2 separate regions of the Homo sapiens genome follow, and region 1 is linked to region 2. Evidence: chromatin loops called from intact Hi-C (ENCODE). Cell type or tissue: PC-3. All regions are shown on one strand. Each heading gives the region's core, and the rest is flanking DNA. Links, peaks and the distances in the headings are about the cores only.

The links. Hi-C counts contacts between places; a loop is a spot of excess contacts. Peaks named below come from ENCODE experiments on the same cell type or tissue, not always from the same donor. Only the 100,000 strongest peaks of a DNase experiment are listed, where the experiment ranks them.
Region 1: a loop joins it to region 2, with 3 times the contacts of the local background. A loop is called at or near these places in 6 of 110 quality-filtered maps.

What each region holds. Positions count from the first base shown.
Region 1 is chr6:87,729,423-87,734,802 of GRCh38, forward strand. No RefSeq gene overlaps it. Among named protein-coding and RNA genes, the nearest start is that of AKIRIN2, 30 kb to the left of the region's middle. RefSeq lists an enhancer at 2,336-2,485. In PC-3, for the core only: no CTCF peak of the experiment used is centred there; DNase peaks (open chromatin) are centred at 1,069, 2,559 and 2,959; H3K4me3 peaks cover 743 bases; H3K27ac peaks cover 4,009 bases.
Region 2 is chr6:87,806,415-87,811,794 of GRCh38, forward strand. All of the region lies in intron 2 of LOC101928911 (a long non-coding RNA gene), which reads left to right. Among named protein-coding and RNA genes, the nearest start is that of AKIRIN2, 110 kb to the left of the region's middle. In PC-3, for the core only: no CTCF peak of the experiment used is centred there; a DNase peak (open chromatin) is centred at 2,177; H3K27ac peaks cover 1,316 bases.

The DNA of each region.
Region 1 (5,380 bases), core at 57-5,056, 77 kb before region 2:
AGTTTTATGATGTCTTTTGGAAACATGGTTTGCCCCTTGTATAGTGAACCCTTGTACATTTTTCAAAAGTCATCAAAGGACAAAGAAAGGAAAAACTGGTGAATGTGACAGAGGCACCCAGCAATGTTCTGAGGGACAGATTTCACAAGCTGCCCAAGTGGCCCAAAAGAATTTACAGGGAAGGCAGGTAAGCCCTTTAAGTTTGATTTCAAGTTGAAGATGCATTCTGGGGAGCTTTGACCATGGAAAAGGTATCTGAGGGTCTCAGTTTACTCTTCGTATCTGTAGCTGAACCTTAGATGAGAAAAGAGACAAATCTTGAGGATGTGGTAGGCAGGCAAGCTACATGAGGAGGAATAGCAGGAGATGTGGAGGAGAAACGTGACTCAGGATGTACTTGGAAGATAGATGGCTTTCAGGGAGATGGTTCCTTCATCAATGCCTGTTTCCATCACTGTCATGCAGTGTCTACCCTCTCTTATATTTTCTCACAACCAGTTTTACAAAACATCCAGAGGGAACTGACACAGCGTGTCTTTGCCAGAATACCTTCTTACACGTCTTCTTCCCCTACACCCCAGAGTTTCATATACATAAAAACATGGAACTAAGCACCATGTTTTTATGTATATGAAATCGATTGTCAGATCATTTAGCAGTGGTTATATTGAAAGTGGAGAGTGAAAAAAAGAGGTAGTGAGGGAAAAAGATATTGAATCTATCCAATCATCTTTGTAGGATATAAGAAGTCTCATGGTACAGGTATAGTCAATGTGAAACCTTAACAATGCATTAATTATAAAGCTCAAGCAGTTCTGAGATAAGATGATTTTGGTTTATGGGGATACAATAAATTTGAGTCTGCAGCATATGAAAGAATTTTCCCAGATATTGCGCTTTCTTTTTCATTTTTCTCATTTTAATCAATAGAATGTAAGGATAAAGTACAAAATGTATGGAAAGAATAAAACTTTCCTGCGTCCTCCTGACTATAAAAAGGTGAGTGAATCATCTGCTTAAACACCAACCCAGTCATTTTATCTCCTGTGTCCTTGAATGAGAAGCTGGGCTGGGCACCCCTCCAGCTGGTAAGAGGATCTTTGAGTCGCATGATAGAAGGGAGAAGTCTGAACCTGCAGCTCTCTCTTTCTCTTCCCTCTGGTTTCTGGCAGGCTTTCTGCGCAGAGACCATCCTCTGTCATGATTGTGCACACACATTTCCAGTGCAGGTCCCCTTTGCCCCATTACTGTTCTGATCAGAACCCTGAGCCTGTGTGGAGATGCCTGTAAGGACAGGCAGGTCTGGCTCATTACAAAGAAACAGGATCTTTAGGCTTCCTGGGAATGGTTCACACAGTTGGGTGGGCTCTGAGATCAAGGTGTCTGCATGATTCCTGGAAAGAGATGCAGAGTAGGCATCCCTAACCTGGGCCAGGTGCCTCAAATCATAAGATTTTAGGACAGGAATTGTGTGCTCTGGTTCTTGAGAAGAACCAGAAGAGTGAGAAAGGATGCAGTGATGCACACCAACACCTCCACAAGGGAAACACGTGAATGTGCCTGTCCTTAGGACAGGGCTTAGCCGGGCCCCCCGCGCAAAAGAAGTTCAGCAGCATGGGTAGTGGAAATCAGACAAGCAGCCCTGCCCTGCATGACAGACAGCCCAGGCTCTCCATCAGAAGCTGCAAAAGTCCTAATCACTTTCCCCACAAAGTGGACATGGAAGTCCTTCTTTTTTTTTTTTTTTTTTTTACTTTTTCTTTTTCAAATTATTCTTTCTTTTTTGAGACAGGGTCACACTCTGTGGCCCAGGCTGGAGTGCAGTGGTGCAATCATGGCTTACTGTAGCCTTGACCTCCTGGACTCAGGTGATCCTCCTACCTCAGCCTCCTGAGTGGCTGGGACTACAGGTGTGCATCACCATGCCCAGCTTTTTTTTTTGTATTTTTTAGTAGAAATGAGGTTTCACCATGTTGCCCAGGCTGGTGTCAAACTTATGGGCTCAAGTAATCCACCCACCTCATCCTCCCAAACTACTGCTGGGATTACAGGTGTGAGCCACCTTGCATTTTCTTTTTTGCCTTTTTTTTTTTTTTTTTTTTTTTTTGAGATAGGGTCTCACTCTGTCGCCCAGGCTACAGTGCAGTAGCATGATTTCAGCTCACTGCAGCCTCAGCCTCCTGGGTCTAAGTGATCCTCCCACCTCAGCAGCCTGGTATCTAGGACCATAGGTGTGTGTCACCATGCCCGGCTAATTTTTTTTATTTTTTTGTAATGACAGGGATCTCCTTGTGTTGCCCAGGTTGGTCTCACACTCCTCAGCTCAAGCGATCATCTCACTTTGGCCTCCCAAAGTGCTAGGATTCAGGGATGAGCCCACTGCACCTGGCCGAAGTCCTTTCTACTTCAGATTTCCATCATGGGTAACTGTGAAATCAGAAAGGAATTGAAATGAAGAAAACTCTGTGGCTTCCTTGGTGAAGTAAACCAGTTTGGGCTAGAGAGAGGTGAGCAGCCAATGTTACAGTAGGAACAATACTTCCTGTATCCTCTTCTGAATCATTGCGTAATAGGTTTCTGACATGTAGAAAGCCCTGAAGAAACATAGCAGGGAAGGAAGTGAATGAGCCAACTGCATTGGCTCAGTGCCCGCGGAACACCCTACTTCAAGGATAAAATTGCACCTCTGCTGCCAACAGTTCAGGCAAGGGAACCTAGACAAATAATGCTTGGAATTCAACAGAAGAACAAGCCAAAAGAGGTCTAGGCATTTTAAAAAATGACTTCTAAGATTGCTCTTTTGCTTGGCTTGTTTGCGTGCTTGCTTTAGTTCAGGTGATGAGAATAGAGAGTAAATAACCCACCTCCTTATTCTAAGTAGCATCTGTTTAAATGACACAGAGGGATGTCATCCAGGTAAAAGGGTGTGGAGCCCTGCTACCTCATACTTCCCTCCTGGCTAAATGAAAAGCCAAGGGCTGCTATAAAAAGTAATTTGTGTCCAACTCTTTGGGGAGGGAAGTATTCTCATACTGAAAATGTCATACTCCAAATTTTAACCTAGTGCTCTTTCCTGCTCTTGCTCATAAAGTGATTCACATGACTTTTAGTAGCTTTAGCTTCTTCAGAATGGAGGAACAAGCAACCAGTGATCACCTGATGGAATTACACAACATGGTTTATTTTGGAGAAAACAGAAGTCAGAGTGAGGATCATTTATTTCATCAGCTTCATAATCACAAAAGTTACCCAGGCTAAAAATGATCTTTAGTCACTCTGCCTTTTATGCATCCCCCTCTGGCTTCCAAAGTCTCATACTTAATTTTTTTTTTTTTTGAAAGCTACTTTTAACTTAAAAATTCAGGCTGGGTGCTGTGGCTCACACCTGTAATCCCAGCACTTTGAGAGGCCAAGGCGTCCGGATCACCCGAGGTTGGGAGTTCGAGACCAGCCTGACCAACATGGAGAATCCCTGTCTCTACTAAAAATACAAAGTTAGCCAGGCGTGGTGGCACATGCCTGTAATCCCAGCTACTTGGGAGGCTGAGGCAGGAGAATTGCTTGAACCCGGGAGGCAGAGGGTGCGGTGAGCTGAGATCATGCCAGGCACTCCAGCCTGGGCAACAAGAGCGAATCTCTGTCTCAAAAAAAAAAAAAAAAAAAAAATCAGCTAGGCACAGTGGCTCACACTTGTAATCCCAACACTTTGGGAGGCTGAGGCAGGAGGACCACTTGAGGCCAGAAGTTCAAGACCAGCCTGGGCAACACAGCAAGACCCCATCTCTACAAAAAATTTAAAAACAGCTCTACAAGAAATTTTAAAAATTAGCTGGGTGTGGTGGTGTGAGTCTGTAGCCCTAGCTACTTGGGAGGCTGAGGTGTGAGGATTGCTTGAGCCTAGAAGTTCAAGGCTATAGTGACCTACAAATGTGCCACTGAACTTCAGCCTGGGTGACAGAGCAAGACCTTATCTCCAAAATAAAAATGAAAATAAATAGGGCCAGGCGTGGTGGCTCACACCTGTAATCCCAGCACTTTGGGAGGCCAAGGCAGGTGGGTCACTTGAGGCCAAGAGTTCAAGACCAGCCTGGCCAACATGGTGAAACCCCATCTCTACTAAAAATACAAAACTTAACAGGGTGTGGTGGCACGTGCCTGTAATCCCAGCTACTCATGAGGCTGAGGCAGGAGAATCGCTTGAACCCGGGAGGCAGAGGTTGTAGTGAGCCAAGATTGTGCCACTGCACTCCAGCCTGGGTGTCAGAGCAAGACTTGGTCTCAAAAAATAAAATAAAATAAATAAAAATTATTTCTTCTGCCCTTACTTCTGTGTCACTTTTCTCCTCACTTAATTCTTTCCATTATTCAATAATAGAAATAGGATAGCACAAGGAGTTGAGGGGGTCTCCTGAATCAGTCAAAATATGGGAGTGAGAGGGAAATGGAAGACCCTCTTACCCCAGTGTTTTGGCTGTAATCAAGAAACCAGCATGAATCCAAATTTAATCAGTCTGGTTGTACATTACAACCAGACTGAGGTAATGATGAACACTAGTGTGGTGGTTTGACAAAGGAGACCAAAGATCAAGAATTTCAGGATCTGACAGGAGGACACTTGATCTGGCAAGATAGCTAATACTTAGGAGCTTACTGTGTGGGCACTGCTCTAATCACTTTACACATGGCAACTTATTTAACCTTCACAACAATGCAGTCAGGCATTTACCATTATTGTTGCCATTTTGCAGATAAGAAAACCCAGGCACAAACTGGTGCTTTCGTTAGACACAGAGATGCACTGTCCAGATCCTCACTGTTTAGATCCTCCTTCACAGGCTTTATAACCAGTTTCCTCAACGAGAGTGACCACTGTCCCAGTTTACTCAGTCATCTCCCGATTTTAGCATTCCTTGCCCCAGTAAACCCTCAGTTGCATACAAACCAGGATGGTTGATTGCTTCAGCCCAATCCTGCTTCCTTCCCCTGCCTTCCACAGGTGTTGATCCCTAATAAACATCTTGTACCCCAGTTATGGTTGACGGGCATTCCAGCATCAGACTATGTGTTGTTTTTGTTTTTGAGACGGGTCTCACTCTGTCACCCAGGCTGGAGTGTGGTGGTGCAATCAATGCTCACCGCAACCTCTGCCTCCTGGGCTCAGGTGATCCTCCCACCTCAGCTTCCCAAGTAGCTGGGACTACAGGCACGTGCCATCACACCCAGCTAATTTTTGTATTATTATTATTATTATTATTTTTGGGACAGAGTCTTGCTCTGTCTCCCAGGCTGGAGTGCAATGGCACGATCTTGGCTCACTACAACCTCCACCTTCCGGGTTCAAGCAATTCTCCTGTCTCAGCTTCCTGAGTAGCTGGGATTA
Region 2 (5,380 bases), core at 134-5,133:
TCCTCCTTCCAAATAAGCTAGCTCAAGTTGATTTTTATTGTCAACCAAACAGATATTAACTGAGACACTCAGTTTCTGAAAAGCTGAAATTCTCATGGAGGCAGGGCATGTTTCTCTTGTTCAAAGGTGCAATTGAAAATATCTTAGAAAAAAATTGAAAATAATTTGTTAAAAGAGAAGGAACAGGGATATTAATAAAGAGATAGATCAAGTCATCCCTAATTGAAATTTTAACATTCTTTAGAGATATCACTGGGTTCAGAAGGATAAGCAAAACCTGGTAGGTGGGCAATCTGCCAATGGAACATAGGAGAGTCTGTCTTTTATTGCCTTATCTAATTACGTAGAGTCACTGCTTTGTTGCATTGGAGTGTGGGTGTGTGAATGCACATCATACACAGATCTTCTGGCCTAACCACTTCATTTTAGTATCATAATTTTAGTTTTTACTGAACTCTACACGGCTGTCCACATCCATCATGTTCACAGCTATATCCCCAAGGACTTTGAGCAATGTCTGGAACAGTGTGGACACTCAGTAAATATTTGCTGAACAAATAAATGATTGTTTTAAATAATCGTGGAAGAGGTTGACGAGATCAAATATTGTGTGAGTTAAAATCTTATTAAAGTTTTATTTTGATTTGTCTTTATAAAGTTCAAATTTGAAATACAATTTTCACTGAGATATAACAATTTTTTTCTCTCATCGGCAGCTCTTTCCTAGCAAGTTTCGCTCTCTCCTCCCTCTCTCTTACCCACCATCTGAAGTCTTGTTGCTGGAAGCAGTATCACCTCCTTCCTTGTCTCAGACTAATTCTTACAGAGTTTTCTCCTTTTTTTAATTCCTGGGTTCCATGTAGTTTCCTAGTGATAAGATGCCATCATTGCTTACATGCAGAGTAGCGGAAAATTAAGACAGAAAGGACGATTGAAACCAGATCATGGAGAAATTTCAGGTCCTCGTTGAAGAGTTTGGGCTTTATTTGGTGAACATTAGAATGCCCAGAAGAGTATTATAAGTTCTTCCTCTCTATGAGCTCTTCTTGTCTGGAGAAATGCAGCTTTCGGGAAGATTAATAAGGTTTCAGTGTGCAGAATGGATTGGAAACCAAGAACCAGTGGCCAAGGAGGTGGACCGATACAGACACTGAATAGCTTCTTCTGACTATGACTGTTGTAAAGGGTTGCTGGCGATTCTTCATGTATCTTTAGAGTACAGAAAAAGAGGAAGTATTATGCTTCTCTCAAGACCCCTGTGGGCTGAGCATTGTGTAGGCAAGAAACGTAAGTGGGACCTAGGAGCTTATGTAATTATAGAGTTTCTGTGTTGGTGAGGGCTTCATGCCTTCATGCTATCATTGCTGTTATTCCATCATGCTGGAATGCCATCATCCTCATTCTCCCCCACCTGAAATCCTTCTTATTCTTCAGGTTCTTTTCCTCACAGTCACCTTCCCTAATCTGCTAATTCAAATTAAGGTCCTCATCCTCTGGTCTGCCACAGAAATAATTTCTCCAATAGGCCCTTACTCTGCTATGCCTTATATTATGTCTATCTCCCACTAGAAAGTGGGTTCCAAAAGAGAAGGAACCATGGTGGACCCAACTTTGTGTGCCCCACAGTGCCCCACAGATCCATGGCTTTGCCCTTAGATGAGAATGAATTTTGTGTAGCATGTACTATGAGACATGTTTCTGAAATGAAGGCAGAGTTTTGCCTATGTTCTTGGTAGCTGAGAAACCATTAGATGAAGTATTTCATTTATGCACAGTGGTCACAACATTGCAAAAATGTAAATTATTGCAGTTAAAGGTGTGAAATCATGTACTCTGTGTTCAACACCTACCAGTTTCCAACCTACTGGGCAGCCTTCAATGACTTGCATGGCTATTCTCTTTTCTGAATGTTAACTAGACACCAAGATTATAGGGTCAACGTTTAAGTGAGTGCTTCAGAGCCGTATCCCATCTATTCAAGCTCCCTGCTTCTTGGGAGATAAAATGACATGTAATTTCATTGTGTGGGACTAGCGTGGTTTACAGTAAATGGTGTGCATGATTTGGAAAGGTTCATTAGTCAGATCTAACGACTTGACTACTCCCTTCAAAGTATGACTGATTAAGACTCATTCAGGGAAATGAATTGGTACACAGGAATGGGTTCATGACTCAGATGGTATAAATGCCTTTTACAAGTTTTTAGCAGAGGAAAGGGAGCAACAGAGGTAATGACTCTGGACTTGGGTTTACATAGTCTTTCATGTAAGTATTGTGCCTTAAAGCACTTTGTTCCTCCAACACAATCACCTGCCGCTTAAATACACCTGCCCCTTCTGGGTGGAGTGGAAATGAATGCAGACTCTAATATGAGGTTGGCTACACAGCCGAAGCCCGTTACTATACTCATTTTCCTCTTGGATTCAGAGATCCTAACTCTTTTTTTTTGTTTTTGATGGAGTTTCACTCTTGTTGCCCAGGCTGGAGTGCAATGGCGTGATCTCGGCTCACCACAACCTCTGCCTCCTGGGTTCAAGCGATTCTCCTGCATCAGCCTTCTAAGTAGCTGAGATTACAAGTACACACCACCATGCCCGGCTAATTTTTGTATTTTGTATTTTTAGTAGAGACAGGTTTCACCATGTTGGCCAGGCTGGTCTTGAACTCCTGACCTCAGGTGATCCGCCCTCCTCGGCCTCCAAAAGTGCTGGGATTACAGGCGTGAGCTACCGCACCTGGCCTGATCCTAACTCTTTTATATAAGGTGAGGAAAATGGCATTGTGCAACACTATACAACTGTTTTTGAACTCGTTTCCCAGGGCTTGAGAAATCTAAAACAGAAAAGACTCTTAAATTGCAAGGCTAAGACTGTGGAACACCCTGATAATTGGAGGCAGAGACTAGAGTTCAAAATTTCCTCCTATCTCAAGGGAAGGGAGAGGAGGGGGAGGTCTACTTTCTGTTTCTCCTGCCTGCTGTGGGAGGACTGGGCCTCTTCCTTTGTTCTCAAATCTGGGTTGTTTGGGGAAGCAGGCTATATATAATCCCAGAAAATCCCACTGTGGACTGTTTTTTGGAAGCAGTTAATGTCTGGTGCTCTCAACTATCTCACTATCATAAACACGATGGTTGTGGGCAGTTAGGTCATCTGTGGGAACAGAATAGGAGGTTGAGGGAACAGGTGTTGACCCTATCTCTGCAACTTGGCAAAGGTGGTGGTGCCTTATAGTGAGAAGACCCTCGACATTCACTTGGTTCATTTCAGCCCAAACACCATTTTGTCCTCAGTTTAACAGAACAAATGGAACAACTGCTACTGCTTTTGGAGAGCCATTACTGCCGGGATCCTGATTTAAAGTATATGCAAATGATTTTTCCCCTCTAGCTAGCTTTATTAAGGTAAAATTTACAAGTAAAAATTGTATGTTTAAGGTGTACAATGTGATGATTTGATATATGCATACATTGTGAAACGATCACCACAATCAAGCTAATTAACAACACCTCACACAATTGCTGTTTTGCTGTGTGTGAAGAGAATGCTTAAGATCTACTCAGAAAATTTTAAGTATACCATACAGTATTATTAATTCTAGTCATCATGTCTTACATTAAATCTACATAACTTATTCATCTTATAAATGAAAGTTTGTAGTCTTTGATATGGTCAAATTATTTATTCCAGAGTGCTGTAAATAATTTATGGAAGATATTAACAAATATGGTCATCATCGTATTCTAAGCATTATTAGTTCATCTATTCATGCGTGTATTCATTCAAGAATTTTTCTTTTTTTGAGACGGAGTCTTGCTCTGTCACCCAGGCTGGAGTGCAGTGGCACCATCTCGGCTCACTGCAAGCTCTGCCTCCCGGGTTCACGCCATTCTCCTGCCTCAGCCTCTGGAGTAGCTGGGACTACAGTCGCCTGCCACCAGGCCTGGCTAATTTTTTTGTATTTTTAGTAGAGACGGGGTTTCACTGTGTTAGCCAGGATGGTCTCGATCTCCTGACCTCGTGATCCGCCGCCTCGGCCTCCCAAAGCGCTGGGATTACAGGCGTGAGCCACCACGCCCGGCCTCAAGAAGTATTTTTTAAGGACCTACTGTGTGCCCAACACTCTTCTAGGTGTTGGGGATACAGTAAAGAACACATAAGGACTTAGCCCATATGAACCTTGAAGTGTACAGATTAGAAATTAAAGGCAGATGAATGGTAGTCTAGTCTGACTTATTTTACAAATGGGGAATCTGAGCCCTCTCTTCCTTTGGGAATTGTAATTGTGGATAAGAAACAGTAAGGTGGGCAGCATGTAGGTGGCATGGGGAACTCAGTCAGTAACAAAGTACAAGAAGGAGTCAAACTGAAGAATCTTTTCCTTTAGACTGAGTAAAGTTTAGAATAAATAGGAAGCATCTCCTCTTACCTGTATTGCCACCAAGTCCTTTTTCACAGCAGAAAGGGGCAAATTGTATGTTGATGTTAATACTAATGCTCGAATTATATATATATATATATGGTTTATTTGTTTTTGAGCCCAGGCTGTAGTGCAGTGGTGTGATTTCGGCTCACTGCAACCTCCGCCTCCCAGGTTCAAGCGATTGTCTTGCCTTAGCCTCCCAATAGCTGAGATTACAGGCACACGCCCCCATGCCTAGCTAATTTTTGTATTTTTAGTAGAGATGGGGTTTCACCATGTTGGCTAGGCTGGTCTAGAACTCCTGATCTCAGGTGATCTGCCCACCTTGGTCTTCAAAAGTGCTTGGATTACAGGCTTGAGCCACCATGCCTGGCCTCACATGATATTTGAATAGCATCTATTAAGTTGTTATTAGAAATATAGCTAAGTACTTTTATTTATATTATTTTATTTAATCTGCAACCATGCTATGGAATTATAATCCTCATTTTACAGATGAGGCACTGAGTCTGAGACTTTAAATAATTTGGCAAATAAATTATGAAGTCATGCCTTGGAGGCAGGGTTTCTGATGCCAAGCCCTGTGCTGTTGGCATCCTGCGGTACAATACTCCTACTACCCAGGCATTGATCAATTTATTGTCTTGACATTTTTTCAGGGCATGGCACTTTGACAGGTGCTATAACAACACATATCTCAAAAAACAGAACTTGCCTTCCAATAACCTGAGAATTGCAATAGAGTGTGATAAATGCCATGGTGTAGGTATGCCCAGGGTGTACGGGGCTCAGAGGAGGCTCATTGCCTTGATTCAGAGGTAGTCAGAGAAAACTTCCTGAAGGAAGTGATGCCTGAAGCAGTTGAGACAGAACAGGGACCCCTCTTAGGGGCCTGTGGGCCCCTAAGCATGGAAATAGGGGAAAATCTTGAGTTCCTTCAAGGAAAATTTCAGGCACTTAG